Regions from separate parts of the Mus musculus genome. Here all the other regions are linked to region 2. The links are chromatin loops, found by intact Hi-C in ENCODE. Cell type or tissue: heart. All regions are shown on one strand. Each heading gives the region's core, and the rest is flanking DNA. Links, peaks and the distances in the headings are about the cores only.

Region 1 (10,622 bases), core at 1,101-9,100, 490 kb after region 2:
AGTTTCCTTAGACACAGACACATAAGACTTTTGCTGCTTGCTCCCAGTCAGTAACATATGTTAGTGAATCATATCTAGTACACTTTTGGACAATTTTTAGCCTATTACTCTTGTGACCCATTGTTTGCCCTTTTCTAAATATAGTTACTATTTATTACCAAAGACATTTTAAATTAGTAATTTGGTTAGAAAGGCAATATTCTCTATTTATGAGATACATAGAGTATGACTCTGAATGAAAGTTTCTACCAGCAAAATATTGGTGCGGTAAATCTCTCAATCCCAAATATGCCTTGGCAATGAAAACACGACTCAATTAATATGAATACATGCTGTGTGCCTAGATTGGGCAGATCTACCGCTACGCTACCATCTTCCACATTATGAGACCCCTTACAACTTGTGGTTTCTCCAGGCCATGTGGTTCTGCTCTGCTTTTCTTCTTCTTCTGTATCCTCTCCCTCCTCCATTTTCTCCTTCTTCTCTCTCCACTTTCTGCTCCACCTTCCCTTTTATCTGCCCAGTCATCAGCTCTCCTTTATTTTACAAATTAAGGTGGGTAGCAGGTTTACAGGAAATCATCAGAGTACTGACTCATTCATTGTTCAAAGCCACTCACAGGAGAATGGAATTAACATCAAATGTAATTAGCCCCAGGGCTATCCACAACAAAACAACAGCTCTATCCCTGCTCTTCTGGGTATAAAAGTGCTTGGTTTTATTGTTCAGCCTTGTTAGGGCCCTGTTTGTTTAGAGTCTTACTCTCAAGCATGTTGTTATTCTCTAAAATCATCTGTGAAAAGCTGCAAGGAGTATTTGCCTCTTTTGAATCCTTTGTCTTAGGTGGTATGTGTATACCAGGTGGTCTGTGTTACTATGCTCTTTCTCAATGTCTTCTAAGCGTGACATGATGTCTTAGTTACTGTTCTATTTCTGTGAAGAGACACCATGACCAGGACAACTTATACAACAAAGCATTTAGTTGGAGGCCTTCCATACCATTTCAAAGGCTAAGTCCATGAAGATCATGGTGGGGAGCGTGGCAGCAGGCAGACAAGCATGGCACTGAAGGAGTGGTTGAGAGCCAACATCATCCTGTCCACAAGTTTGCAGGAGGAGAGAGAATGAGACTGATATGGGCTTTAGAAACCTCAAAGCCATCCCTCCATTACACATCTCCAACAAGGCCGTATCTCTGAAGCAGTCAATCAACTGGGAGTAGGCATTCAAATATATGAACCTGTGGAGGCCATTCTCATCCAAGCTACCACACACCAGTCTTTCTCTTCCTAGCTCACAATGTTTAATTCCACATTGCCTCCAGTCTGGCTGTTAGCAAGTGTAATATATTTTCACTTTAGCTGTTGACAGTCTCTTTGTTGAATATCAGATTCCAGACTAACAAGAAGGAAATAAATCATTATAATGAAGACTCTATGTAAAGGGTCAAGGATAATATAGTAGAGCTTTCCTTCTTCCTCATCTAACAGTCCAGAGAGGCTTGGTAAGATAATCCTGTATATATGTTCCTAGTCTGAGCAGGGGTAAGAGAGCTCTCTGCTACATCTTTAAGAACCCAGATGTTTAGGAATGGCTTTCAAGGCCATCATAGTAATTGCTGTTGATCATCTAGAGGCAAGGGAAAGGAAAGAAGGAGGTAGGTTTTAATAGACAGTTCTAGAAGTGTTTCATGCTATTTCCACTTTCATGTCATTTAAGTAACACATAGCCTCAACTAAAGCATAGGTGAAGATATGGACAGAATATACTGAAGACCCGGGTTTACACTGCAAAGATTAACTAGTGTGTTCCTCTTTTTCTTCCCAGCTATGAAACAAAGGGAAAATCAGATACATCCAGCAACCATGCAGTGCTGAAGTTGGCCAAAGGAGATGAAGTCTGGCTAAGAATGGGCAACGGTGCCCTCCACGGGGACCACCAGCGCTTCTCCACCTTCGCAGGCTTTCTGCTCTTTGAAACTAAGTGACAAGGAAGACAGGATATCTCCACTTTGGGGGCAATTTATAGCTGAGCTAGGGTTGTTAGGATATGAAGGATGTTGAAGTCGGGGGTTCTTTATGGAGCATTTAAGTGTTGCATTGGTCACACTGCTACTCATTCTAATGGCATACCAATAATGTTGGATGCTTCAGGGGCTCACTGCTACTCATTCTAATGGCATACCAATAATGTTGGATGCTTCAGGGGCTCACTGCTACTCATTCTAATGGCATACCAATAATGTTGGATGCTTCAGGGGCTAAGAATAGACCACAAGGTAATCTTTCCAGATGACCTTGGGAAATACTCAGCATTTTCATCACTCTTCTCTACATGTCTAAAGGGATTGCCACCTGATACAGGCTGGAAAAAAAGCACTCACCTCAAAGGATGCATTTGCATAGAGTTTTGGTGCTCTGTTTAAATGTAATATTGGCTTTCGAGTCAACCAAGTTTTCAGCTCATTGTTCATAATATTTCAGAGACTAGCCTGATTATGATGGGGCAAAAATAAGCCCACTTACTAGACTCTACATAGGAAAAACACTTCTGAAGTCTAAACTGGGAAATAGCATTTGGTTTAGTGGGTTTTATTCTTATACTCATTAATAAAATACATTTAGTCATTTCAGGTAACCTTCAGATAGGGCAATTATTTACAATGCTCACAAATAATTGGCTCCTCTTTTAAAACAAACAAACAACCCCATGTAGATAATATTGAGTTCTACTGGCTTAGACTTGCAGATATAAACTTTTCTCCCATCTGGCTTGCCACATCTTCTCTTTGCCATTGCATTCCTGGGGCTGTGGTAGAGCTCTCTTGACTCTGTACAACAAGCTGAGGTAAGATGAGGCTGATATAGTACAGAAGTTATCACATTTTTTTTAATTTGGGAATTATACCCAAATTTTTATATACACCGTGTTATATTGAATGGTCTGTAAACTTAATTAAATACAGGCAGACAAATGGATGCAAAGTAAAGTGTATTCCATTTATGAGATCCATAACAACATGTCTTAAATGTTTTCAATAAAAATGATATTATTTTCTCTATTATCATACTTGACTAATGTTCACAAATCAACTTTAATATGCCACAGTGTTATAGAAGGTGCTAGATGGTTTTTGCCTAGCTTTCCCCATCCCAGAATCTATAAAGAAAAAGGATTAAATTTGCCACCAAAACACCATTATGCTACCTGCTATAAGTTGACACAGATAGTAACATAATTTGGGGGCTGGAGAAGCGGTTCTGCGGTTAAGAACACTGGCTGTTTCCCAGAGGACTGACTTTTGCTGCCCAGCGTTCACGTGTCACCTTACAGCCATCTTGCCCTCAGATACAACACCCTCTTCTGGCCTCTGCAGGCACCAGGCATGCCTACACTGCACAGACACACATGCAGGCAAAAAACTCGTACCAATTACAAAATAAAATTTAAAAATTTAAAGCTTCTTACTTATTTAATCTTTTTGCTTTAGGAGGTTTTTTGTTTGCGTCTATATATTTTGTTATTGTTGTTGTCATTGTTGTTGTTGCTATTGATTTGGAACAGGGTCTCATGTAGCCCAGGCTAGCTTTGAAATTGCTGTATAGCCAAGGATGACCTGGGATTCCTGATGGCTCTTCTTCCACCCTCCAAGGGCTGGGATAACAGTTGTGTGCCACATGCCAAAAATTCCAGGCTTTATTACAAATAATGCACCATGAATATCCCTCATTTTAAAAATATCTGGACACAATTGCCTATGCATAATTCATATGATTGTTCCCCTGATTAGCTTTTAGAAGAGAATTTTGGCCAGAGAAAAGATCTGCAGTGTTGAGATCTCCTATCACACAGTCTGCTTTGCGGGGGGCTTCTGGATAACTCACTACTCTGGGAGGATTTGTAAAACATTATGCTGGCTAAGACTTGTGATTCATGTGTACATGATCCTGTATGTAAGCTTAAGTCATTCAAGCCACATCTGTACCACTGTTTTTTTGTTTTTGTTTGTTTTTTTTTTTTCAGAAAAATAGAAAGGCAGCAACCCTGATAAAATGTTAATGTCTCCATGTGGAAGTCAGCCATACCTTTCCATGAGATTTTTCCATTCCAGTTTATCAAAATGCAAAGGAAATAATAGGACAGAACAAGGCTGGAGCAAGGGTAGGCACTTGAGACAGCATCAGACAAGCAGAGAGCATTAGGGACCATGTGGAAGTTGTCTGCCTTTACCACGAGGCTGCTCATTCTGAGAGAGCACAGACCCCTTTCCCTGAAATATCTTAAAACTCAGTAGCTGGTTAAAAGTGTTTTGGCTACAACTATGTAGCATTTCGCCTTTGCTTTTATTATCTTCCTCACTTGTTAAGAATGGGTATGGGAGATTTCTAGCATTCAAGTCTGGCTCTATTCAGTTTCCTAGAGCTGCATCTGGCTACCTGCAAGCTCCCCCCATTACTAAGGGAAAAAGGACCTGTAAATGAGGATGGAATATTTGTGATTATTTTGTTGCATTTTAAAGGCTGAAAAAAGTTTCTAACTCAAAATTGTAACTGTCCGTAAAACTGACAGCTGACAAACCAAACTGACTTCTAAAACTCTCCCATTTAACCTGAGATGAATAATTCTGATATCCCAGACTCTTCTAAATGCTGGGATTATCCGCGTGCACAACACCGGCGTTTTAAGCGGTGCTGGACTCCGCGCACGGATTTAGCAACTGGTCTACACCCCTGGCCCTATGGGCATCTAGGAGAGGTTTCAAACAGTTGCAGGATGACAACTAGTTTTCAGGGCGGCGAGGGAGACACCCAGTGGTTGCCTTCTTACATTGATCTAAGGAGTTGAGTGCCTTTAATCACTTACTGGGGGGTGAGGGTAGCGATTCAGGTGGCTCGATGAAAGTGTCCGAAGAGGACTCGCACAACATGGGGTCAAGGACACAACTCATGACCTAAACCAAAGTTGAGCAGCTAAACCAACTGATCCAATGCTAGGGTGGGCAGGAAGTGCGCAAGCGCGCAGCCTTCCCGGACGGGGCGGGGCGAGGCGGGGTGCAGGGGGCGGGGCAGATAAACTGTGGCTCGGGCGCCGAGCCGCTCCGCTCTCACCCTAAGGCTGGCCATGGTGCTGCGTGGCGTCAGGGTTGTGGAGCTGGCAGGCCTGGCCCCGGGGCCGTTCTGCGGAATGGTCCTGGCGGACTTCGGCGCCGAGGTGGTGCGCGTGAACCGGCTGGGCTCCACGGGCGAGAATTTTCTGGCCCGAGGCAAGCGCTCGCTAGCGCTGGACCTGAAGCGCTCTCAGGGAGTCACGGTGTTGCGGCGCATGTGCGCACGCGCGGACGTGTTGCTGGAGCCCTTCCGCTGCGGTGAGCCCTGCGGTGCTGCGAGATGACATTCCCTCCTGCCCGATTTCTCCCAGCTTCTCTGACTCCTTCTTAAGACTTTTAATTTGCTTGATTCCCCCCCCCCCAGATTTGCCTTTATTATTTGGAGGTATTGAACCGTACGAGAATCTAGTGCAAGAGATAGACTGAAAAGCTTCACATAGGAATAGAGTCATTGACCCTTTGATATGTGATATACCCATGCTCTAAAGCCATTCACAGACCATGGTTAACCTTTCTCTAATTGCTGGTATTTCCAAGTTCCAGCTTCAAGATCACCTCATTTACTTTGGGCCATATGAAAACATTGTTTTAGTGCTCTGTAGACAAACGACCAATTTGTTAACAGTATCAGTTTTGAGCACTTGCATGCTTGGTGGCATGCACCTCCATCCGACTGTACATTGGTATTTGCAACTGTCACAAACCCTGAACCAAATCTGAAGGCATTCCTTCTGTATTAGCTCAGAGAATCCATTCCAACCAGCCCCTTACTAATATTGCCTGGTAGATACCAGGACGACAGTAAATTTGACAATAAGTGGGACGGGAGTGGGTGTCTAGGCATATTTATATTTAACTCTTTTAGTTCTCACAAGCATATCTGAGGACAGTACTGTAACATTTAAGATTATGTCACAATGTAAAAATGCTCCAATTGAAGATGAGGGTGGGTCAGTGTGATTAGTTTCTTCAGTTGACTCTTAATTCTGACAACTTTCACCAAAATCACAACAAACACTGTTAGTATCACTTGCAAGAGTGTGTTTTTGGTTTGCCCCGTAAAAGGAATTATTCCCATCTTTGATTCGTGCTCTCTTTAAAAACAAAACTGATAGGTTAGGGTTATTTTTCTGCGTGTGAAACGAGCCAGTTCAAGCCAGATTAGATTATATTAAAGGCAGGTTTATTGGGAAGCTCCTCTCTAGCAGTTCACTGGCCCTAAGGACCAGGGAAGTGTCCATGGGGAAAGGAAGGATAGGGAAGGAGAGAGAAAGAAAGGTCATAGGGGGGGGGGGAGGAAGAGGAAGAGGAGGAATGGGGAGCTTAAAATGTCTGGATTGTATAGAGAAGAGCCTCTTGGGGAAGAGCAGCCCAGGTCTGGGATGGAAAGTTCAGGGTTGGGGGCTGGAGCATATGCCAGGAAGGAACTGAGGGGTGCTGCGAGGAGGACCTGGAGCCAGGTCTATTTTGATATGTGATATATGCACCTCAGTCCTTGTCCCAGGAGCAAACAAAAACAACAACCACAAAACAATTGATTGCTTTCCTCTAAAGGTGTCATGGAGAAACTCCAGCTTGGGCCAGAGACTCTACTGCAGGACAATCCAAAGCTCATCTATGCCAGGCTGAGCGGATTTGGCCAATCGGGAATTTTCTCCAAAGTAGCTGGCCATGACATCAACTATTTGGCTTTATCAGGTAGGTTTGAAAGGCTTTTCTAAAATAATTTGAACTGGCTCCAAAATCAGGAAGTACAGTTACATTGCTTAACAAGGGTTTTTTAAACATTTAATTATTTTTCATTATGTGTGTATGTGGTTATATGCATGTGAGTATGTATGCTGGTGAGAGGGTCCTGGATCACCTGGAGCAGGACCATGGTAGGTTGCAAACCCTTCTAGGTGGGTGCTGGGAATCGAACTTGGGTCCTCTGGAAGAACAGTACATATTCTCAACCACTGAGCTCTCTTTCTAGCCCCAGCCTTGATTAACACGAATTTAAAAATGTGAAGATGTTAATGCATCTGGCAGAGAGAACGTGGTTGTTAAAACGGGTTGATTTGCTAGAACTGCTGTCCTTAAGCTCTGTCCCCACCCTAACCCATTTGAGGGCTAATAATCAGTAGTAGCACTGGTTTCCTACAATTGGGAAGTCAGTTTTAAGGAAGCCCCGACTAGGAGTGAGAGGCAAGGTAATATGATGGCTGGTCACTCTACTTAGTGGGAAAGTTGATTCAGTTTGATTCTGACATTCCTTCACCACGAATCACTTGGAGCCATCATTCCAGACATCTGTGAACCCGGCTCAAAGCCCATGGTTTTCAGGTCTCGCTATCACTTCGTTAGAATCTGCATCCGTGAGGACGGGTTTTCAAATAGCCTGGCTCTATTATGTATAAGAACTGCATGTTACTGATGAAAGCAAATCTACTCTCTGTAAGAAGATATTGAAAGGTTGAATATAAACCTTCCTGACTGTCCAAAGTATAAAATGGGCTTTCCACATATTTTCAAAACTTAATTCCTGTTCCTTTTTGGGTATGATTATATTCTTATATCTCTTTTTAATAAAATTCAAAATGAATTATACTGTTTTAGAGCCAGGAAAAAATGGGTAGTAATATGTCTTCTTTAAAACTTAGTTAGTGAAGACTTTAATAAAATATTGAAAATGTCGGTTGGGATGGTTTTTTAAAATCTTTTTGTTTGTTTGTTTGCTTGCTTGCTTTTATGTAAGAGGACGCTTTGTAAGTGGACTCAGTGGATTCATAGTTTGAAGAGCATTGTGCACCGTTTTCACTTAGGGCAGTGACTATAAAAATCGGCTGTCCTGCTAAGGTATTCTTGTGTTCACTTAAAAGGGGCGTTCAATTTGTTGTCCATGGTGCAGGCGTTCTGTCAAAGATTGGCAGAAGCGGTGAGAACCCCTACCCACCGCTGAATCTCCTGGCTGACTTTGGCGGTGGAGGCCTCATGTGCACACTGGGCATTGTGCTGGCTCTCTTTGAACGCACACGCTCTGGCCGAGGGCAGGTCATCGATTCAAGCATGGTGAGTATCAGTTGGGGGCAGAGCGGGATGCTAGGTTTGCCATTTGTGCCTCAGTATCACGTGTGACTGCCTCAAATCTTTCTGAGTGAGAGAGACTGGGTCTTTCTGGGTAGGTCTGGCTGTCCTGGACCTCAGGAAGCCCCCCCTCCCTCTGCTTCCTGAATGTAGGGATTAAAGATAAATGCCAACATGTCTGGCAAGAGGTCCTTTGCTTTAAAATAGCCTCACCCTTTTGTATGCATCAGAATGCCATATTGAAGCCACCTATGGGGTGCTTTAAACCTTATTTATTTAGTGTGAGTGTGTAAGAATGTATCTGGAGGTCAGAGGACAAGGTTGGAGAGTCAGTATCCTCCTTTACCTATGGCTTCTGGGGAACTCAGGTTGTCAATCATGGCTGCAGGCATCTCCAGTAAGCCATCTCTAGCAGCATGCTCTAAACTTGTAACAACTCGCCTGATTCCTGTGTTGTATTTCAATGTTTTTCTCCAAGTTATCTTTTATGATTAAACTAGAGCTACCAAGTAACGATCCTTCAAAACTGAGTTTCAGCAGTGGTTTGCAGCCAGTGGAGCAGGTTCTTAGAGATGCTAAGGAAGGCGGGCCTTCCTGTCCCGACCTCTTGCTGCCTTTCTTAGGAGATGCTTCAGTTTCACGTTTCTCTGTGTGAACACTCATTTCCTCCAGCTGAGTCCTTTCTCTGTGTGATCTCTATCTTCAGCCTGGGTGAATATATAGTTTCCTCAGCTTCTGGCACGGGTATGATTCAAGGTTCCCATTGGATGCATGAAACTGAAGATAACTCTAAACTTAATGTTATTTCATTTTACCCAGACATACCTACATACACAGTGTATAAATTAGACACAGTAAGAGATTAACAATACTAAAAACAGAACAGTATAAAATATGTACTAATAAAGTTTACTTACAGAGTTCCCTAGTTAATATTTTCAGATGGCTGTTAATCTAAACTGTAGCTATTGGAAGTGAGGGGGCGCGTAAAAGGAGAGAGCTGTACTTTGTTCTGAAGCAGGGACACTTCCCTGAGGTCTCACAGATCCTGGTAAGGGTAAAGTCCAGAGCTCGCTCATGCAGTCATGCTGAGAGATCTTTGGAAGGCAAACAGAAAATGGATTTGAGGGAGGCGAGAGACTAGAACCAGAGAGACCAGTTAACTGGGGGTTTACTGAGCAAATGAGGGAGGGCGCGTGCTGAAGCAGTTAATGTCAGAGTCAGACTGGATTAAAGAATGCTGGGTGCAAAATTGCTGCAGAGGGTTGCAGTGGGGAAAGAAGAAAGAAGTGAGGACAGAGGCAGATTTCTAGCTTGTAAGCTAAGGGGTGGTATCACCAGCTCCCAGGGGCAGGCTGATGAGGGAAGAGACCGCCAGCTGTGTGCAATTGACAGCTCCCTTCTTTCCTCCTCCCTCTGCACTTTACCAGCTCTGTCATCTCCGGGGTTACTCTACAACCTCGTCAGATTTGTAAAATGAATACTAGGCCAATGTGTCAGAATGGTTAGGGAATGTAATTAGTCTGTCACTGTGTAGTGAGTGTGCTCTGACTTCACTCTGTGAGGGTCTGTGATTGTGGGGTTTCTTTTCCCAGAGTAAAAGGAAGGTAGTTTTGTTCACCTCAAGTTTGAAGTAGCTTTTCCGTACCCTGAGGGAATAAGTAAGTAGGAGCCAGGGGACAGCTCTTGCAGTCATTTGGGAATAAGCTGGGAGCCAGGGGAGCATCTGTGGTTCCCTGAAGAGGTGACAGAATGCTAATGTGTAGCACTGAGTAGGAAAAGAGCAGCATGGGGGAAGATCAGTAAGCCTGGAACAAGAAGGGAGGGTCACCATGGAAACCAAGGTAACAAAGTTTCAAGAGACACTTTTTTTTTTTTTTTCTAGACTATGTTTCTCTGTGTAGCCCTGGCTGTCCTGAAACTCACTCTGCAGACCAGGCTGGCCTCGAACTCAGAAATCCACCTGCCTCTGCCTCCCAAGTGCTGGGATTAAAGGCATGTGCCACCACTGCCCCGGCTCAAGAGACACTTCTAATGGCCAGAGGGTCAGAGGCCTGTGGGTACCTCAGGATTGAGAATGTAAATTGTTGTGGGTCACAGGGTCACTGTGCAAAGCCCTTCTCAAACTGGATTTGCTCACCTTGATCCTTGGTTGGCTGTTTGCTTCTCACAGATGATGCTAAGCCCTGTGCTGTGTCTGTTTCTTGTGATCCTATTGTGGAGCACAACGCACCCCGCCCCTTTGGTCCCTCTCTGTAGTGTGCTTTGGGAGGTGTGGTGTGGGGTTTGCCATTTCACTCTGGATCCTGGCCATGACTGCACCACCTCAGCGTGAGAACGCAGCAGCAGCAGCAGCAAGTTCACACTGTGCCACTAAGTGCAGGGCCCCATGGCTCCCATGTGCCTACCTTCCTGTGAGCCACACAGCCTAAAGGAGTTGGGCTCTTCC
Region 2 (10,622 bases), core at 1,365-9,364:
AGAAAAATAACTGATAAATTAGTGAACTTAATAAAATTGGAATTATTCACAAAGCAATTTTTAAGTTATTAACTTAAGTCATCTTTAGTTGATAAAGTATTTGTAATTAATTTTAAAATTACCTCATTTATCACAAATAATTTATCTTTACGATCCATTTTAGTATCTATAAAGAGAAAAAGAGAAAGCAAGTCAATAACAGATTTCAAGACTACCTGACTTTGACTACATTTGCTATCTAAATAATTTTTTAAAGACTGATCAAACCTAAAAACACTCAACCTCTTCATAACTAAACAAGTGGTAGGCAGATATGCAGTGCACACTTGCCACTGTACGGGGACAGGAACCCAGGGAGGCGAGGCACAAGCCAGGCAAGCATTCCCACAGACCTGCAGCTAAGCCCTCTTTACTTTTGCTTTCCGACTGCTCTCACTAATTTGTTCAGGCTGGCCTTGAACTTTCAAACTTCCAACTTCCAAGTAGTAGGAATTATGGTCCTGTGCCACCTGGCCTGGCTGAAAACTGAAACTTTTTAGTTAAGACTGTCCCTCAGGTAGTTTAGTGTGGCCTCAAAGTGCCTATGGAGATTCAGGATGACCTTCAGGTCCTGATCCTCCTGCCACCATCGCCCATCGATGACATTACAGGGAAGCACCACTATGCCCAGCTCCTGAGACAAAAATGAGACCAACTATGCAGGCCTAGCTAGCCTGAAATTATGCAGACCAAGCTGGCCTTGAACTCAAGAGATCAACCTCCCAAATGCTGGGGCTACAGGTGTGCCACCACACCTGATCAAAACTTAATTTTAACTTATGAAAGTATTATTTTGAATCAAAGCCAATTTTAAAATTGGTTTTGGATAACCATAGAAATGAAACACATCAATGAAAAATTGCAGTTAGTTTCAGGGATTGAAGACAGTACAGGCAACTTTGGCTTGAGAAAGACTAAAGAACTAAGCCATTACATAAAGCACAATCCAAAAACATCTCAGGAAACAGCCACACACAGCAGTGACAGGTGTCTCATCTCAAGAGCAAACACTTTTCACTAGCCTCTAAGACAGAAAGAACACTGTTAAGCCATGGGTGGTGGCACACATACTTTCAGTCCTAGCACTGGGCTGAAGTAAGCAGATCTTTATGAGTTCTAGGCCAGGGAAGCCAAGGCTACATAAAGTGGCCCTGTCATAAAAAAAAAAAAAAAAAAAAAAAAAAATTTAAATGTTCAGAAAGCAATACAGGCCAGTCCTTCCTTAATAGCCTACTCAAAACAGTTTATAAAATGTTACAAATTTTCTTACAATGTGACACCTGAAAGAGTGAACTTTTGAAATGTGTGTGTGTGTGTTTCCATCAGTCCAGAAGTCACCCTGGGGTGTTTTCTTCAGATGTTTTTTGAGACAGGGTCCCTAAACTGGCAGAGAGGTTGCCAACTTGGCAAGACTAGCTTGCCATCAAGCCCCAGGTATTCACCTGTCTCCACCTTCTCAGAGCTGGAGTTATAAATCTGTGCCATCACACCCAGATTCTTTTTGGCAGTTCTGGGGACTAAACTCAGATCTACTTCACTAAGCTGTCCCCGAAACCCTTGTGTTGGGGTTCTTTGCCTGACAAAGCCGAGCAAACAAGTAAGTATGTAATATACGGTAAGCAGGCTTATACACACACAGTTTAAAGCCCGATATTAAAGTACCTGCTTTAGAATGAGGCATCAACATTCTCAAGTCCTGCATTAAGTGTCTTGTTCTGAAATTTATTCCTCTGGAAGAAAAGATGAGGATCCGTTCCTTATTTTTCCATTTGCCCTGAAGAAAAGAAAACCTTAGAGCTTAACATTTTGTGCTGAACATACTTGGTGTGTTTCTGACAGTCGTCAAGTCTCCAATCTCTGGCATCACTGGTATACCTCTATGTAGTCCCAGCTAGGGAGGCTGAAGCAGGAGGAGCACTTGAACCAGGAAACTGAGGCTATCCTGGGAATACAGACAACTGTCCGCAACTGAGAAACATTAAAACAAAACAAAACAAACCACTTTTCAACTGCCCCTCACCACCATAAGGATCTTTTCTTAGCACCCTTTCATTTTTAACTTTTTATTGGTCTCCATTACAGTACCTATGTTCATTTCCAGGTTTTTTTTTTCTGTGTTTGTTTTTTGTTTTGGATTTTTGAGACATGGTTTCTCTGTATAGCCCTGGCTATCCTGGACCTCACTCTGTAGACCAGGCTGGCCTTGAACCCAGAAATCCACCTGCCTCTGCCTCCCGAGTGCTGGGATTAAAGGCGTACGCCATCAGTGCCTGGCTTCATTTCCAGTTTTAACCATGTACAGAAGGGTAAGAAGTCTCTCTAGCTCTAGTAATGCATGCACTAAAGTAAAGCTTCAAGCTCGTCTGTGTAACACAAACCTTTACCAAATTTAAATCTAGCATATTTCCTTACCAACATTCCTTTCTCCTCTCCTGTCCTTCCATCTTTCTGCTACTTCATTTCAGTTCCTCATGCTCTGAAGACCCCTTTACCTCTAGTTTCTCTCTCTCTCTCTCTCTCTCTCTCTCTCTCTCTCTCTCTCTCTCTCTCTCTCTCTCTATTTTTCAAGACAGGGTTTCTCTGTGTAGCCCTGGCTGTCCTGGAACTTGGATTCAGAAATCTGCCTGCCTCTTCCTCCCGAGTGCTGGGATTAAAGGAGTGTGCCACCACGCCCAGCTGTCTCTAGTTTCTTATATAGACATCATAAGCACTACTAAATCGGTACCTCCTTACAACAATTTATAACGCTTACAAGTGTCCTCAAATCCCTGTGACTGATTATCAGCTGCGAAGCTCTTGGATGTCTGGCTTGCCCAGACAGAATCACCGCTGACAGCCAACTAGCCCCAATTTAATCTTGGTTTCCAAACCTCAAAATGTCAAATACCCTCTATACTACATGTTCACTGTTTACACCTCCACTGCCCAACACTGACCCTGCACATTCTCAGCTAACCAGCTGAGTTTAGAATTTCTAAACCCCCATTTAATGCCGTTGATGAATTTTTTCCACCACCCCCCCCCCCTGTCTTTCTAAATACATAAATTTAAGCCTTTCTTTGAAATTCAGCTAAAAGTTACTATTAGGGTGTTTCCTTACCACCCTAATAGTAGTAATTGTCTCATTAATTCCAATTCATATATCATAGTGTGATTCAGATTAGTTCCCTTCATGTTTCATGTCCAGCTCCTAAGAGGGAGCGCACTAACTTTTATTGAAAACCAGCTAATTTTCCTCAAAAGTCACTTTTATCCTTTCAGACAAAGGTACAAGATTTAACTGTTAATTAAAAGTGGGGTACAATGTCCACATTGCCTCACTCAGTACTTGAGTACTACACTAAGCACAAAGGACTAACAAGTCTGAGGCAAGATTTCCTCCATACAGATACCTTCCTTAAGGAGTTTCCAGGTGACTGAAAGTAACTCCAACAAGAACCTGCTGGCCTTTAGAAGAGACACACAGTTTTCTATGAAGCCTTCTTTCCTTCTAAACTCCAATATTTCTGGAGGAACTCTTGTTCATTATTTCCTAGATGCTAAGGCCAGGGAAGCTCATCTTGGTATAAGTGTGTCGCACTGTTTGACACAGTAAAACTAGTGGTCTAGGACCCTTGAGTTAAAAGATCTAACCAAACAAGTCAGAGTCACAGACTCACAGGACTGTAGCTTTAAAGGCTTGGCAAATAAATAAATAAATACATACATACATACATACATACTTCGGTAATCCTATGTGATACGGACCAAAACAGAAGGAATTTATAGTTACACCAAAAAGACTCTGAGAAAAAAAAAAAAAAAAGACAAAGGAAAACCATTACTCTGGGGAGGCGGGGTGGGGGTCAGTAACTGGAAGACAAGGATCCTGGAACTAAACACCCATTAAATCAACTCCCTGTTAACTGGCTTAGGGTCTACGAACTGCTGTCTCCAGGAAGAAGGCCATCTACACGAAAATTAGACATAAACACTGTCCAGTCCCTCCAGGGAACCCTAAGCATAAGATCCTGTCAAGTTTTGACTGGAGTCACTTCGCTGCTTCGGTGGCCCAAAGGTGGGTCAGAGCGCCGACTCCAACTTCGGGAGTCGGGCCTCTTACCTTGCAAACCGGACCTGGAATACGATCTCTATTTTCCTCCTCCGCCTCTTTGGCCACATCGGCCTGCTTAGCTGGCTGCCCGGCATCTTTCGAGCTCCTTTTTGGCTTCTTCGCTTGAACCTCCAAGCCTCCACGCCGCTTTCTCTTGGTCGCCGCCATCTCGCCTCGCCGCGTCGGTCGCTGCCTGCACTTCCGGTTCTGCCGCTCGCTCTGCCTTCCGATCTCTATGGTAGCCCACGTTAGGCTGTGAGTTAAGTCATCCGGCTCCAAGGCGCTCGCTTCCGGTCTCGAGGTAGACTCTCTAGGCACACGGCGGCTCGGTGGTGACGGTGGCCTAGGTGGTTGCGTATCTGAACGGTGGCGGGAGCTGTTTGCCTGGCTTGCTAGCTTTTTGGACGCTCAGGGTGTTCTTGGGGCTGGGGTGGCAGGGGCTTTGAGGGGTCGGACGTCACCCACAGCCTGGCGCCAGGGGCTCCCTTAGTGGCCGCTGTGCGGCGAGCGGGCCGAAGTCGCGTTCTCCTGCAAGCCAGGTTGGTGGCGCTCAGAGGTGCTAAGCAAGCCCGGTTACCCGCGCCTTTTAGAGCTACCCTGTGAACTGCATTCAGTGTAGAATACCGTAGTTTTGAGACATGAAAATAGAATGATCTCGATTTCGGCTCGGGTTGAGGTCGCCAGTCCTGTCCGCACTGATAGCGAGGTTTGTTGTTCCGTGTCTCAGGTTTTCACACATCTTCCGGAAGAGGAGCATCCTTCTTCTCGGAGCCGACGGTACCGTGGACCATCCATGCCTCTCCTAACCCAGTACAATGAAGAGGAGTACGAACAGTACTGCTTAGTGGCCAGCCTTGACAACGTTAGGAATCTCTCCACTGTCTTGAAAGCCATTCATTTCAGAGAACACGCCACGTGTTTTGCTACCAAAAACGGAATCAAGGTTACAGTGGAGAATGCAAAGTGTGTGCAAGCAAATGCCTTTATTCAGGTATGGGGGAGTGAAGACATTTTTAAAGCATTCCCTAATGAATGAATTTGGAAGGACTTAATTCAACAAAACTCAAGTTAGTGAACAAAATGTCGTTACTTTTTTTTCTTTCCTGCCAACAAATACTTTCCCCATCTTGTCTCACACAGATAACGATTACTAGTGATAGTTTATTAATGACTCTTCTCACCATTTTCCTCTTTTAATCTTTACACATATAGACACTTTCTCGTTTGACATAGTGGCACCAGATTTAATTTTCAGTAGTCTTACAACTGATTGAATTAGGGCGAGAACCCTATTTACTCTTTACAGTATTATTGTCATGCACGTTTTAGTTTTTCCTCTTATTGGCTGTAATTTTTCCTCGGAGCATTTTCCCCCGGAGATAGAGTCTAACATGTAACCCTGGTTACCTGGAACTTGGTTTATAGACCAGACTGGCTTCAAGTTCTTGGAGATCCGCCTGCTTCTGCCTTGCCTCTGCCTCCCAAGTGCTGGGATTAAAGGCATGTACCACCACTGCCTGACACTGAATTATCCTATCCTTAAGTGACTTTAGCTTTAAGGGATAGGCACAAGACAGAGTTAGGGCAAGTTCACATAGGTGTTAAATTTAGATACAGAAATGAAGATGAAGAGCCCTTACTAGGGGGTGGTAACTTTGTGGTGTTTGGCTTTTTAATATTTTTAGAAAGGTTTATTTTATGTATGTGAGTACATTGTCTTCAGACAGACCAGAAGAGGGCATCAGAACCCATTACACATAGTGGTGAGCCATGTGGTTGCTGGGAATTGACCTCTACCTCTGGAAGAGCAGTCAGTGCTCTTAACCTCTGAGCCAACCTCCAGCTCCTGGCTTCTTAATTTCGTGTGTATGAGTGTTTTGCCTGCATGAATGTCTCCAAAAGGCGTGTACCTGGTTCCTGCCAAGTTCCTGTGAAGGGGGTGTTGGATCCCCTGAAAATGGTTACAAAAGGATTTTAGTCACCGTGTGGGTGCTGGAAATTAAACCTGTGTCTTCTAGAAGATTAGCAAGTATTCTTAACTGATGAGCCATCACTTAGTGTTCCACGTTTAATGATTAAACCATTCAGTAGTATTCAAGTGGGGAAAGGTTGAAAACTTAGTATGTCTTAGTTGGGAATGAGAAATACTCTCATGGAGTTGGCAGAGTATTGTTACTTTCTAAGCATAAAGTGAAATATAGACGTGTGAATTTTCATTCTTTAATATAATCCACTTTCATGTTTTCATGTTTGCTTTCTCATAGGCTGACGTGTTTCAGGAATTTGTCATTCAGGAAGAATCTGTTACTTTTCGAATTAACTTAACTATCCTTTTAGACTGTTTATCTATTTTTGGATCAAGTCCTACACCAGGTGAACTATTTTACTACTACAACTACTGCTACTACTATTGTTGTGGCATAAAAGTATTTATTATGGTTAAAAAAATAGAAAATACATACAGGAAGGTTTCTAGAATATAAGCTTTTTAATTTTTTTTAATCTTTTTTTTTGGAACAGAGTCTTATGTATCCCAGACTGGCCTTGAGCTCCCTGTGTAGCTGAGGATAACCTGGAATTTATCTTCCTGCCCTTGCCTCAAGTGATGAGATTATAGAGATAGGCAACCATTTATAGTTTTATGTGGTGTTGGGGATTGAAACTGGCACTTCATACGTGTTAGCCAAGCACTCGACTACAGCTGAGCTACGGCCCCAAGCCCAACAGTATTTTGTTAGAAAACTAACTTCTCAGGGAAGGACTAGTGAGGCCCCACCCCTAGTAGAGATGCTTTTGGCAGCTGATGGCAGCTAGGGGAGGGAAAAGTCATTTCTTTGGAACAAGTTGAGGAGTCCTAGGGAGGGAAGTATTAGGCCCTAATAATTAGGGGGTGCATTTGTATATATGAATTAAATTTTTAAAGAATAAAGGGAAACTGATTTCCAATTCATTTTCCTCCTAGTTGTTATAATCATAGGACATAAATATTTAAACTACAAGTTGAATGTTTGTTTTAGTTCTTTACATATTTGTGAAGGTATTTATTCATTTTAGGTCATCCTAATAGGCAAGGTATGTTATTACCTTACCTTCCTTTTTGCTGTGAAAAGAATGACTGACAAAGCAGTTTTAGGGTTTATTAATTAGGCTCACAGTTGGAGTGTGTAGTCCATGTGGCAAGGATGAACCTGGAAGCGAAGCAACAGCACAAGGCGGCTGGTGGCATTGTGTCCACGGGCAGGAAGCAGAGAAGAGCTTAGGTGGCTGTCTTCTTTTTATCCAGTCTAACACAGAAGCTCTTAAAATGGTGCCACCTGCATTTAGGGTGGGGCTCCCACCACCTCATCCTGATCATCAAATCCCTATCACAGACATGCCTAGAGGCTTGTCTCTTAGGTGATGCTAGAGCCGGTCAAGTTGACAATATTCATCATCACACAAGGCTCCAAGATTGTAAGTTTAAGATCAAAAGACTTTAAATTCATGAAATACCTTTAACGTTGTGAAATACGTTTTAATTACATATGTATTCTGACTTACTCAGAACTAACGTCTACTTAGAAGCAGGAGAAGCCAATTTTGCTCACTCTCAGTTGACCATTAATTAGGAAATTCAGTTGCCCTGTATATAAGACTAGAAGAATCCAAGAATTGTTTTATTTCATAGGGAAGTAACTCATGGCTTTGCACTGGCAGGTTCATAATTAAGTTTTGGTTTTTGTAGACAGGGCCTTGAGTGTAACTCAGGTTGGCCTTAAACTTGAGATACTGCTGTCTTAACTTCTGAGTGCTAAGATTACAGTGTACTCTGCCATACCACGTACACTAGATGGCCTGGAACTTGCTGTGACCCTCCTGCCTTTGCCTTCACCATCCTAGGATTGTAACTCTGAGGCATGATCGGTAGCCGGGTCTAATTACACACATGAGTAAAGTATGCAGCCTGACAGAACCTGAGTTTGAGTCCCAGGTCCTGTGGTAGAGAGAGAGAACCAACTCCCAATGGATGTTTTTCTATGACATCCGTGGGCATGCATGGCATGTGTACATTCATACTCCTGACCATGAAACACATACTGTACTCCATATGTTGTTAATTATGAATTCACAAATGCGGTGTTTCCCAGCTTGGTTTTTCCTGAGAACATTTGATTTTTCATACCCGTTACGGCTCTCTAACCAGTAGGAAGGAGCCGAGATATTTTATATTCCTCCTCTGAGGGGATTGAGGTGTTAAGTTATGTCACCATGGCTATCCTCTATTGATCCCAATTTGATTTAAAGTAATACTGTCTCTCAACGGGGGACATTGTATATAAGGAGTGGGAAAATCAGTTCAGCCAGACAGGATTGATTTTCTCCTGTGTCCCAGTTTTCTTGCCATTATTGGAATCAGGTGTCTTTAAGAGGAGACATGCATGCTAGAAGCTTGGCAGATAAATTATTCTTGAGGCAATGTGTGTGTCATTTGGAGGGAACGCTAACCCCAGAGCCATAGAGCTAAGCCCCATGTGCCTTAACTCACTGCAGGGACTTTGACTGCGCTTCGGATGTGTTACCAAGGTTATGGTCACCCACTGATGCTATTTCTAGAAGAAGGAGGAGTGGTGACGGTCTGCAAAATTACCACTCAGGAGCCTGAGGAGACACTGGATTTTGATTTCTGCAGCACCAATGTTATGAATAAAATTATCCTGCAGTCAGAGGGGCTCCGGGAAGCCTTTTCTGAGCTGGACATGACAGGTGATGTCCTACAGATCACTGTGTCTCCTGACAAGCCCTATTTCAGGTACGTCAGTGCGATTACCCTTCATGTGGTCTGGTGTGGATCCAACTCTCCACACAACATTTGCTTGAGTTGCAGGGTTTTTTTTTAACCCATCCTAGAGTTTTCAGAAGCATTTGATTATTCCATAATTTTCCAACCTTGAGATAGGAAACTTAAGCCATAGGAAGGGTAACCCACAAAGCATTTTATAGTTGGAAGCCGATTCTCATAATCTACAAACTAGTGGTATTTTAGTTGCTGATTGTGATGTAGATGAGGTTACATCTTGAGGGAATTTAAACCGCTTGTCTGTATTACGTGGTATCTGTTTTTCCTTACAGTAGTTCAGGATACAAAAGGAAGGAGATATTGCTGATAGCTTTTTTTACGTAGTAGCTGTTGGTGACCTAAGGCACATGCCCACCTTAGACTGGTGAAGGAAAGTGTGACTCAGCAGAGAGCACACAATGGCAAACTAGTCAGAATGAGGAGAGCACTCATAGGTTCTTGGGAAACAGTTCTCGAGGACTCAGAGTATTGGACGAGGTGCACCTCACTGGGTCAGGCATTTTTCAGCAAAAACTGTTCTGATAGGATATTTCGTCCCAGCAAAATTTCTGAGTTTTTTTTTTTCAAAATTAGAATAATTTTATAGAACTTAAAATTTTTGAAGAAGTGCAGAGAATATAAATTGTGGATTTTTGTTTTGTTTTGTTTTTGACTTAGGAACAATTACAGGAAACTCTTTCTTGTGATTAGTCAGATAAGATTTTCACTTATGATATACCAAAAATTAACCAAAATGTAAACCACTAACACCCCAGTTAATCCTTTAAAACAAGTTACCTAGATGGGTCTTGTATCCCATTTCTAGAATGGGAAACAGTTTGATGTGTGAAAGTGGTTGTGAGTTATTTTTCTGGCTATGTTAACATTTAAAGTTCCTAAGGTACTGGTGGGGTGGTTGCATATGTGGCTGTGGTACTGAGGGAATCAGCCTAGGCTAGAAATGGAGGTCTGGGGACAGTCATCCCTTCATGATACGGAAGCATAAGGAACTCAGAAGTTACATTAGAGAAGGGAATATAGACTGACAGGGAGCATGGAGGATAGACCCCGAGGCTCGGGAAGATCTACAGGATCTATAGATCTATAGGACTAGTGACTGTGTTTGTCAGCATGCTTCTCCCATAGCAAATGCTTAGGCAGCTCTTAGAGACTAAACTCACAATTGTATACATTTGCTGACAGTACAAAGTTGGAAAGACCATGAACCTTCTAAGATCAGTCTAACATAGAGAAACGCTGTAATAGTAAAACGTAATTTATAGGCACAAATTGCATGTAAATGGTTCAGCTGTAAAAGCTAGAAATGGGACCCTTACAATTGATTTAAAGCAAGGTCTTCTATTATAAACAGTTCTCTGAAATATATTTTTAGATTTAAAGATAAGGAAAGTTAACTGTCTTATACAACTGTACAGAGTAATACTGTATACTCTGATGTGACGTTTTCTTCAAAGCTATTTCTAGGCTGGAGAGATGTTTCAGGCACTTAAGAGCAAGCATGCTCTTTCAGGGGACCCAAGTTTGATTCCCACCACCATGTCAGGCAGCTCACCACTGCCTGTAACTCCTGCTCCAAAGTGATGTTCCGGAGCACCTGGACTCTCTCACACACACACACACACACACACACACACATACACACAAGAGTAGAAA
Region 3 (10,622 bases), core at 1,617-9,616, 97 kb after region 2:
AATGGAAGACACTGAGAGCTCACAGTACACGACCCACTCACTTAACTTCTCTCCGCGCCCTGTGTCCCAGCTGGGAGCCTTCTTATGTCTCTCTCTGTTCTCTCTTACCCTTCGGGCTTTGACACCTTGGCTGGGGCACTCGGCTGATGACTTCCTCCCTCTGCCCAGGGAAAGGCAGCCCGCACAGGAACACCAGCACAACCTTCCCAGTGCACAGGGAGGGGCTCTCCTTTGGTTCAAGGGCTTCAACTCCTCTCCCTACACAAGCAATCTACTGCTGGGGCAGAACTTCAAATGTCTGCCCCGAATCTGCCTTTTCAAGTTCATGACTTTACAAAACCTTTCCTGGATTTCCATTCTCCTCCTATTCACAGTCTGTGCTGTGCTCTGTAAAGACTTGCAACACACGTTTCTTTCACTGTTCACTGACAAAGGCTTCAGGACGCTGGTCAAGCTCTACTAAGAAGCATTCGCCAACCAGCCTAGCGTGGAATGATCGCTCCTTATCATACTAAATTTACCATTCTTGGCAAGCCACAATTGTTAAGTGTACTAATTATAATCAGCACACCAAAGCAACATCAAAGAACCCTGAGCAGAGTTCTCACTGGGACAAGGAGGACTACTGGGTGCTCAGTGACCCAAGGGACTTTCCTCAGAATGCCTGCCACAGTGCATTTGGAAAGTTTCCTAGGACAAAAATATCTACCTGATGAAGCTGTGTGTACTGGCCCAGCTGTGTTACTTCCTGACGGCAGCTCCTTTAACAATGATCATTGGCCACAGGTGACAGACCACACTCTGCACACAGCAGATGGCTTTTTATGCGTTTCATTTTTACCACAGCCACTTGATGCAGACAGGAAAAGTCTCAGTTTGGATGGATACAAAGTAAAGCTGTATCTGACGATAAGGTGCTATTCTCATGTCTGATACTAGGTGATGCTCTCTGAGTCCCTCTCTTCTCATGTCTGATACTAGGTGATGCTCTCTGAGTCCCTCAATTCTCATGTCTGGTACTAGGTGATGCTCTCTGAGTCCCTCTCTTCTCATGTCTGATACTAGGTGATGCTCTCTGAGTCCCTCTCTTCTCATGTCTGGTACTAGGTGATGCTCTCTGAGTCCCTCTCTTCTCATGTCTGGTACTAGGTGATGCTCTCTGAGTCCCTCTCTTCTCATGTCTGGTACTAGGTGATGCTCTCTGAGTCCCTCTCTTCTCATGTCTGATACTAGGTGATGCTCTCTGAGTCCCTCTCTTCTCATGTCTGGTACTAGGTGATGCTCTCTGAGTCCCTCTCTTCTCATGTCTGGTACTAGGTGATGCTCTCTGAGTCCCTCTCTTCTCATGTCTGATACTAGGTGATGCTCTCTGAGTCCCTCTATTCTCATGTCTGATACTAGGTGATGCTCTCTGAGTCCCTCAATTCTCATGTCTGGTACTAGGTGATGCTCTCTGAGTCCCTCAATTCTCATGTCTGGTACTAGGTGATGCTCTCTGAGTCCCTCTCTTCTCATGTCTGGTACTAGGAGATGCTCTCTGAGTCCCTCTCTTCTCATGTCTGATACTAGGTGATGCTCTCTGAGTCCCTCTCTTCTCATGTCTGGTACTAGGTGATGCTCTCTGAGTCCCTCTCTTCTCATGTCTGATACTAGGTGATGCTCTCTGAGTCCCTCTCTTCTCATGTCTGATACTAGGTGATGCTCTCTGAGTCCCTCTCTTCTCATGTCTGATACTAGGTGATGCTCTCTGAGTCCCTCTCTTCTCATGTCTGATACTAGGTGATGCTCTCTGAGTCCCTCTCTTCTCATGTCTGATACTAGGTGATGCTCTCTGAGTCCCTCTCTTCTCATGTCTGGTACTAGGTGATGCTCTCTGAGTCCCTCTCTTCTCATGTCTGATACTAGGTGATGCTCTCTGAGTCCCTCAATTCTCATGTCTGATACTAGGTGATGCTCTCTGAGTCCCTCTCTTCTCATGTCTGATACTAGGTGATGCTCTCTGAGTCCCTCTCTTCTCATGTCTGATACTAGGTGATGCTCTCTGAGTCCCTCTCTTCTCATGTCTGGTACTAGGTGATGCTCTCTGAGTCCCTCTCTTCTCATGTCTGATACTAGGTGATGCTCTCTGAGTCCCTCTCTTCTCATGTCTGATACTAGGTGATGCTCTCTGAGTCCCTCTCTTCTCATGTCTGGTACTAGGTGATGCTCTCTGAGTCCCTCTCTTCTCATGTCTGGTACTAGGTGATGCTCTCTGAGTCCCTCTCTTCTCATGTCTGATACTAGGTGATGCTCTCTGAGTCCCTCTCTTCTCATGTCTGATACTAGGTGATGCTCTCTGAGTCCCTCTCTTCTCATGTCTGATACTAGGTGATGCTCTCTGAGTCCCTCTCTTCTCATGTCTGATACTAGGTGATGCTCTCTGAGTCCCTCTCTTCTCATGTCTGGTACTAGGTGATGCTCTCTGAGTCCCTCTCTTCTCATGTCTGATACTAGGTGATGCTCTCTGAGTCCCTCTCTTCTCATGTCTGATACTAGGTGATGCTCTCTGAGTCCCTCTCTTCTCATGTCTGATACTAGGTGATGCTCTCTGAGTCCCTCTCTTCTCATGTCTGATACTAGGTGATGCTCTCTGAGTCCCTCTCTTCTCATGTCTGATACTAGGTGATGCTCTCTGAGTCCCTCTCTTCTCATGTCTGATACTAGGTGATGCTCTCTGAGTCCCTCTCTTCTCATGTCTGATACTAGGTGATGCTCTCTGAGTCCCTCTCTTCTCATGTCTGATACTAGGTGATGCTCTCTGAGTCCCTCTCTTCTCATGTCTGATACTAGGTGATGCTCTCTGAGTCCCTCTCTTCTCATGTCTGATACTAGGTGATGCTCTCTGAGTCCCTCTCTTCTCATGTCTGATACTAGGTGATGCTCTCTGAGTCCCTCTCTTCTCATGTCTGATACTAGGTGATGCTCTCTGAGTCCCTCTCTTCTCATGTCTGATACTAGGTGATGCTCTCTGAGTCCCTCTCTTCTCATGTCTGATACTAGGTGATGCTCTCTGAGTCCCTCTCTTCTCATGTCTGATACTAGGTGATGCTCTCTGAGTCCCTCTCTTCTCATGTCTGATACTAGGTGATGCTCTCTGAGTCCCTCAATTCTCATGTCTGATACTAGGTGATGCTCTCTGAGTCCCTCTCTTCTCATGTCTGATACTAGGTGATGCTCTCTGAGTCCCTCTCTTCTCATGTCTGATACTAGGAGATGCTCTCTGAGTCCCTCTCTTCTCATGTCTGGTACTAGGTGATGCTCTCTGAGTCCCTCTCTTCTCATGTCTGGTACTAGGTGATGCTCTCTGAGTCCCTCTCTTCTCATGTCTGATACTAGGTGATGCTCTCTGAGTTCCTCTCTTCTCATGTCTGATACTAGGTGATGCTCTCTGAGTCCCTCTCTTCTCATGTCTGATACTAGGTGATGCTCTCTGAGTCCCTCTCTTCTCATGTCTGATACTAGGTGATGCTCTCTGAGTCCCTCTCTTCTCATGTCTGATACTAGGTGATGCTCTCTGAGTCCCTCTCTTCTCATGTCTGGTACTAGGTGATGCTCTCTGAGTCCCTCTCTTCTCATGTCTGATACTAGGTGATGCTCTCTGAGTCCCTCTCTTCTCATGTCTGGTACTAGGTGATGCTCTCTGAGTCCCTCTGACATGAAGTCTGGGGGTGGGGGTGGGGTCTTCATTTTGGGGGAGATGAACTAACATAATGAGAGCCTGAGAACAATCCTAAGCAACTGAAATTGAAGTTTCTTCTACAATATAATAGATTCTTTTAAAAGTATCCAATGGAACATTTACTCAGTTACATTAATTAAGATTTGGAAAATTTAACTTTTTTTTAAAAATGTATTTAGTGTATGAGTATTCTGCTGCATATAAATCTGCAGGCCAGAAGAAGGCATCAGATCCCCTTACAGATGGTTGTGAGCCACCGTGTGGGAATTGAACTCAGGACTTCTGAAAGAACAGCCAGTACTCTAACTGTTGAACCATCTCACCAGCCCCAGAAAATTAAATTTCTAAAGTCCACAAATCCACACATTTATAGAACATACACTATAAGAAAGTGAATGTTGGAGAAAAGGGGACCTTGGAAATCCTATAGACTCATTTCAATAGAATTCTAAAGATATATTCTTTGCAACACAGTGGGTATAGGTATCTATCTGCATCTCCTTTAAAAGGGACTTCTTCATTTTTTTTTTTTTTTGTTTTTCTTTTTGAGAGAGGGTTTTACTATACAGCACAGGCTAGCCTCAGAATTGGGGTCCTAGGACAGATCTTTAAAAGGCACAATTGGACTAGAATGTAAATAAATAAGATGATTTTAAAAAAAGGCACCACTGACTAGCCCCTGTGTTGGTGAAGCCATTGCGACTGCATTTGACTTACTGGCACTTTCTTTACCTAAATGTACTTAGAGCCCACGGTGGGAATTAAAGTTAGCTAGTGGGAGCAGCAGGGCTATAGAGTCCCCTCTGTCTTGGTGATATACCTTGCTGCTTGGGTACAATGAGAGTGAGATGCTATAAGCCTGAGACCTGTGGCCTGCACCCCCAAACTGTAAATGCATAAGATGAAATACACAGGCTATAGCAATCTGATAGCTTATTTTTGACACACTAAATAACTAAGACTGAAAACAGGTCCAACAACTGCTGTGCATTTAGTGGGAGGTACAGTAACTGGTATCTGAACTTGTCTACAATCGTAAGGTGACAGGAAATTCTGAGTCCTCCGGGCACTGCTGCTACTCTGCCAACACTATTTACTGCCGCATTCTTAATTAGAGAAAATACTAATGGGAAGTGAGAACTGAAGATGGAATTTTTTTTTACACTCAAACTTAGTTCTTTAACATATAAACCCCTCCTAGTGGAGAAAGCACGCCTGTGCACTGCTGGCTTAGTTCTTTAACATATAAACCCCTCCTAGTGGAGAAAGCACGCCTGTGCGCTGCTGGCAGTCCTGGGACAGGCATGAGCTGGTTCTCATGACCTTACACAGAGGGCTTGACTGGACGCTGCTCTCCTTATGTAAACATGTAAGAAATTAAATGTGGTCAAAGGCAGGAAAGGCGATTTTCCTGTTCATACCTGCAGTACTGTCGCTCAGCCTGTCTTTGTTTTCTTGTATGGAGCTGATCTCAGCCTGTGTGTAGAAACACAAATGACAGTTAAGGAATTTTCCTGAATATCGTGCTCATTACACTTAAGTGTCACACTGACTACTCTCCTTGAGTCTGACCGCAGAAAGAAGGTCTCCTGGGAATCCACTAGTAAAATGATAGAAAATGTCACAACAGGAAAACAGGCAGTTAAAATATATGCAAATAAAAGAAAATACATGCAAGTAAGAGACAATTACTTATAAAAGTATAGTTTTGAAAATTTCAGAAATTGCAGAGGATATACTCTCAGAATATTTTTTTAGAAATTGTAGTTATATTTTAAATTATAGTTTATATAGCAGCCTTTTTTCTGGACTTTATCCTAAAACCTGAGATAGCAGAGTTTTGTTTTTTTTTTTTTTATAATATAGTTAAATAGAACTAGTATTTATGTGTGTCATGAATTGACTAATTAAGTATATTAAACATGATTTTTTTTACATCTATTACTTGTTAAATTTTCTGCTATTAATCCGTTTAAAGGACATAGTAATACGTAAGAGCTGTCTGGGAGGAAAACATTTTGTAAGGGAATAAAAATTTTCATGGTCTTGGACTGATGGTTAATGCCCTTAAGACTTTGTTTGTCCTTAAACTTTGTTAAATTACTGCAAGGTTCCTTGAACTCACTCAATACAACACCTTGCCAGAAATCCCTGTACTTCATCTAGGTGAGCTACAGTGTCAGGAACATACGGAGTTGGTCACTGGTAGCACAGTGGCTTATTTTTGACACTTGATAAAAGATGGCTGTCCCGCCCTTTTCTCTTCAGCTGTAAAAGATACGAACGGTGGCAAACTGCCTCAAATGACAGTTGACAATTTCATGAGATTATAGCAAATGATTATAGCACAGATAGCAGCACCATGGCAACCACAGATTTCCATCAGTCATCCCCAAGGTTTCCTTCTCACAGCCAATCCTTGCCTGCTCTGTCCCCAGGCGGCCAGGACTCCCCGATTTTCATTTTCTACAATGGACTGCCACACAGTAAGGGTATATGTGTAGCTGGTTTTTATTGTTATTATTGTTATTATTATTATTATTGACGGCTTTCTATGTCTGGTGCTGTTTATATGCCACACAGCTCATCCCTTCTGCACGTCATCATTGAGTGATACGCTTTCACACAGATATATCGTATTATCTGCATCCACTCAGTACTGATGGCAATTCAGCTTAGGCTACTGTGAATAAGACAGGGACATTTAAGTATCCAATTCTGTATGGACATTTTTTTTTCCTTTTGTTGGGAAAACACACAGGGCTGGATCATAGAGTAGGCACATGTTTAACTTGTAAAGGAATTGTGAAACATACAAAATAGCTAACATTTTACAATCCCACCTGGAGAAAACGACAGATGTACTTCGACTATATTGCATGCTCATCAACCTTTGGTCTCAGCCATTCTAAATTGGCACTTAAAGAAATCTTGCTTTGCTTTGTGTTGTTTAGGAGCCAGAGCCCACCTTACTGTTGAGAGTTACAATTCACGGTATTGCTGGCTGCAATGCATTGTGTCTCTCCAGCCACAATCTTACTAGATGACGTCAGAACGCTAATACAGGACCATGATTCCCTTGTGTTGCCTATATGAGTGTTCATCTCAAAAGTCTACTGATACGGCCTAAAGTAAAGGAAGTGGCAGTGTGCGGGAGTGGGCCTCAGAATTCACCTTTAATAAGTCCGAGTTGGAGGATGTAAATACACAACCAGCTACACAGGAGGGATTCGTTTAACAGTTAGAAATTTCCCCTGTCCAACTACAACATCCCAGGGATGCCTAGGTAAACAGTCATTATAACCGAGGTCCCCCCTCTTCTTTAAAATACTTTCTAAATACATACTTTACAGAATTGGTAGAATAAGGCCTAATGGACTTTCTAAAATAGATTAATACTGCTTTTATAGTCAGGAAAAGAATTTGTGCAGCCATGAGAAAAGCTTTGTTGTTGTTTTGGTTGGAAATGTCAACTCGGTTTGGTAAGATCAGTTCTAGGTGAGCTATTGTTGAGCTATGGAATGGTTTTTAATGACTGTGTTTTTAATTATGCATGTGAGGGAGACCAGCAGTGGGTGTCAGACCCTCTGGATGGAGTCAAAGGCAGCCGTGAGCTGTCTGCTGTGGGTGCCTGACTGGAACTGGGGTCTCATGCAAGAGCAACACACATTCTTGACACTGAGCCGTCTCTTTTCAGACCTTTTCCTTTCTGAAAAAAATACACCTCACACCTGGAAAACTTTAGATTTGTAAAGCAGTTATGAAACATTACCCTGTGTCTGCTAACATTAACGTCTGTGTTCATAATACATTTGCCAAAAATGGACACCTCAGCACAATGGATGATTGCTAACTAACTTACAACAGTGTGTGTCCAGATTACAGCACTCTCCCACTGGTAGCCTTTTTATATTCACACCAGGGGCACGGTCTGGGCTCTTCTACACATTAACACTGAGCCAAGTGCCTCACTTTACAAAGCTCAGGCTAGCCATGAACTTGCTATCTCCTGGGTTAGCACTGGACTTTTGATCTTTGTGCTTCCGCTTCCTTAGCTGGATATTTCCAGTGTGTGCACTACCACATCTGTCTCTATCCTAGTGTCCAATACAGGATACTGTATTTCATGTAGAGAATCCGTAAAAAAAAAAAAAAATACAGCTGCCATTTTATAAATAATCTATACTCCAGAATAAGGGAGATGAGTGTTACCAACCAGAAGTAGGTAAATTGTACCACCTTCAGTTTTTAAGAATTTTAATTTTGGCTGGACTAATGGTTCAGAGGTTAAGGGTAGTGGCTGCTCTACCAGAGGAACCTGGGTTCAATTCCTAGCACTCACATGCTGTTATCATAACTGACTATGTGACTCCAATCCCAGGGAATACAACGCCCTCTTCAGGCCTCAGAGGGAACTGCATGCACAAGAGAGCAAACTTATTATTAAAACACTCGATGTACTTAAAGTAAAAATTAAAATTTCTAAAATTAACAATACATTTTATTTATGAATTTTGCATATATTTATTGTGTACATAGTGATGTCTTGATTTATATGATGAAGAATGACTAAATTGTGAGAGTTAACATTGCTTCAAGTTTTTGTTTTGTTTTGTAGTTAAAATTGGGCTGGAGAGATGGCTCAGTGGTTAAGAATATTGACTGTTCTTCCAGAGGTCTTAAGTTCAATTCCCAGCACCCACATGGTGGCTCACAAACCATCTGTAATGGGATCCGATGTCCTCTTCTGGTGTGTGTGAAGACAGCTACAGTGTACTCATATACATAAAATAAATAAATCTTTTAAATAAATTACCAAAACGTCCTCTCACTAATGATTATTTCTGTGTCTACATGCACGTGTGAACACACTGTATGTGTGTGCATATGGACCCATGCTTCCATGGGTGAGTGTGGAGGTCAGAGGGCAACCTTGGGTGTTCCTTCCTCTCTATTAGCAACACAGCCTCTCACCCTAAGAACGACAGGAGTGTCAACCCAGGAATAACTGAACACAGGTTTATGTGGATTCTGGAGATGTGACCTCAGCTCTTCATTCAGCAAGTATATCCACTGAGTCATCTTCCTAGCCCTTGACGATTTTAAAGAAGACGACACACTATGAATGGTAGTCACTGTGTTATCGAATAGAGTGCTTAGGTCCTTTTTCCTTCAACATCTTCCCAGATTCCTCACTCTTTTCAACTCCAAGAAAAACCCTCTGTTACTATGACCTCAAGATTTTATATAAATGGCATTTACCTCTTATTTAAAAATTATCAGTAAATATGATTTATTTTTCTAATCTTGTTTCATGGTATCCTCGCTAGAAAAAATAATCAAGGGGCTCTTCATGGTGAAATGTCATGACACAGTGATTCAGAGGTATAATACGGTTTGCACAGTGTTGTATAAATTAAAGCAAGGCCATCGGTATCATAAATACGCCAAGAAACCCCAACACGAAAAGGGGATACCTTAAAGGGCGCTTCAGCAAAAAATACTGACTCCTTTCCTGAAAGTGGTGTAGATGTTATTGATCGTGGGGAGGACACATCACTCAACTGAAAAAGAAAAAGAAAACCACTAATAAAGGGGGGGTCTTCCAAGCCTTGTCTTCCCTGGTGCTGAACAATCCATGCTGTAATCCCTATGGCTAAGCCTAACAGGAGGCTTGTAGAGTTTCAGGGGTAAACTCTCAAGGCATTCTAGTAAAGGTGTCAAGTCAAGGAATTCTGAAAGCTGTCAGAGCATTAACTAGGTAGCATTAATCTATTACCTAACACCAGCTTCTAAAATCTACAAAGTTCTACTGTGGGTTGAGAGCAGTATTAACAAACATGCCAGCATATTTACAAGGACCTACCAGATTCGACAGTCCTCTCCACTATCTGAATATGGATTATCTTCTTTATATCCTATGCTGTCTTAGCAGTAAAACCTATCCTGTTTCTACCTGACATTTCATTGCTGCTGTTGTTGTTCTTGCTCGCCTGACTTATTATTATGAACTCAGAAGGAAAAAAAACCCCTTTAAATATTAGCCACTCATAAATATAATAAGAAAGTCAAATATATTATATCCACATTTTAAGAAACTAAAATTCATTATCAATATCTTAACTAAGCTGTTCATATAAGGAACTAACAACATTTGAGATTATCTTGGAGAAAGAACTCTGTCATAAAATTGGAAGAAATTTCCTTGAGGTTTTATATACATATATATTTTTTCTAATTTTAAGATAGACAAAACCTACAATATTCCAGATTAATAACTGACACTGTCATTTGTGCTCCCCCCGCCCCGTGTGTGTGTGAGCGTGAGTGTGTGTGAGTGTGTGTAAGTGTATGAGTGTGTGAATGTGTGTATATGTGTGTGTGTATGTATGTATGTATGTATATGTGTGTATGTGTGTGTGTGTGAATGTGTGTGTATGTGTGTGTGTATGTGTGTGTGTGTATGTGTATATGTGTGTGTGAATATGTGTATGAATGTGTGTGTGTATGTGTGTGTGTGTATGTGTGTGTGAATGTGTGTGTATGTGTATGTGAGAGTGTGTGTGTGTATGTGTGTGAGAGTGTGTGTGTATGTATGTGTGTATGTATGTGTGTGTGAGTGTGTATGTATGTGTGTGTGTGTGAGAGAGTGTGTGTGTGTGTGTGTGTGCATATGGTGCTCTTCTGGAGACTGAACCTAGGGTTATACACACATAGGTAGGAATGCTATCACTATGCTACATACCCAGCTTGAAATGTAAAACTACTAAGGAAGATTTAGAAGATGTGTTTAGGGTTCACTAATACAACAACCCTTTGGACCTACACACAGACCGACGGCTCTGGGATTGGCTTATTTACTTATTCATTCGTTCATTCGCTTGCTTTTGCTTTTTACCTGGGT

The links. Peaks named below come from ENCODE experiments on the same cell type or tissue, not always from the same donor. Only the 100,000 strongest peaks of a DNase experiment are listed, where the experiment ranks them.
Region 1: a loop joins it to region 2, with 2.6 times the contacts of the local background. A loop is called at or near these places in 11 of 42 quality-filtered maps.
Region 3: it touches region 2 in a loop (3-fold over the local background); 3 of 42 quality-filtered maps call a loop at or near these places.

The regions. Positions count from the first base shown.
Region 1 is chr15:10,976,689-10,987,310 of GRCm38, forward strand. C1qtnf3 (C1q and tumor necrosis factor related protein 3) reads left to right here. Exons shown (of 6, transcript NM_030888.4): 6 at 1,828-3,474. The coding sequence ends at 1,987. It overlaps Amacr (alpha-methylacyl-CoA racemase), which reads left to right and starts at 5,068. Exons shown (of 5, transcript NM_008537.4): 1 at 5,068-5,365; 2 at 6,662-6,805; 3 at 7,998-8,158. The coding sequence starts at 5,122. It overlaps Gm34315 (a long non-coding RNA gene), which reads right to left and starts at 4,945. Exons shown (of 3, transcript XR_383838.4): 1 at 4,864-4,945. It overlaps Gm52174 (a long non-coding RNA gene), which reads right to left and starts at 1,831. Exons shown (of 2, transcript XR_003951471.1): 1 at 1,000-1,831. In heart, for the core only: a CTCF peak has its summit at 4,832; a DNase peak (open chromatin) is centred at 5,053; H3K4me3 peaks cover 1,674 bases; H3K27ac peaks cover 1,561 bases.
Region 2 is chr15:10,481,594-10,492,215 of GRCm38, forward strand. Brix1 (BRX1, biogenesis of ribosomes) reads right to left here and starts at 4,344. Exons shown (of 10, transcript NM_026396.3): 1 at 4,142-4,344; 2 at 1,702-1,813; 3 at 123-166. The coding sequence starts at 4,300. It overlaps Rad1 (RAD1 checkpoint DNA exonuclease), which reads left to right and starts at 4,425. Exons shown (of 6, transcript NM_011232.3): 1 at 4,425-4,671; 2 at 4,860-5,123; 3 at 6,397-6,505; 4 at 8,663-8,921. The coding sequence starts at 4,926. In heart, for the core only: CTCF peaks have their summits at 4,636 and 5,855 (motif pointing right); a DNase peak (open chromatin) is centred at 4,428; H3K4me3 peaks cover 3,038 bases; H3K27ac peaks cover 1,511 bases.
Region 3 is chr15:10,578,643-10,589,264 of GRCm38, forward strand. Rai14 (retinoic acid induced 14) reads right to left here. Exons shown (of 18, transcript NM_001166408.1): 11 at 10,617-10,622; 12 at 9,196-9,282; 13 at 5,140-5,194. Among named protein-coding and RNA genes, the nearest start is that of Gm10389, 16 kb to the right of the region's middle. In heart, for the core only: CTCF peaks have their summits at 4,940 and 8,134 (motif pointing left); no DNase peak of the experiment used is centred there.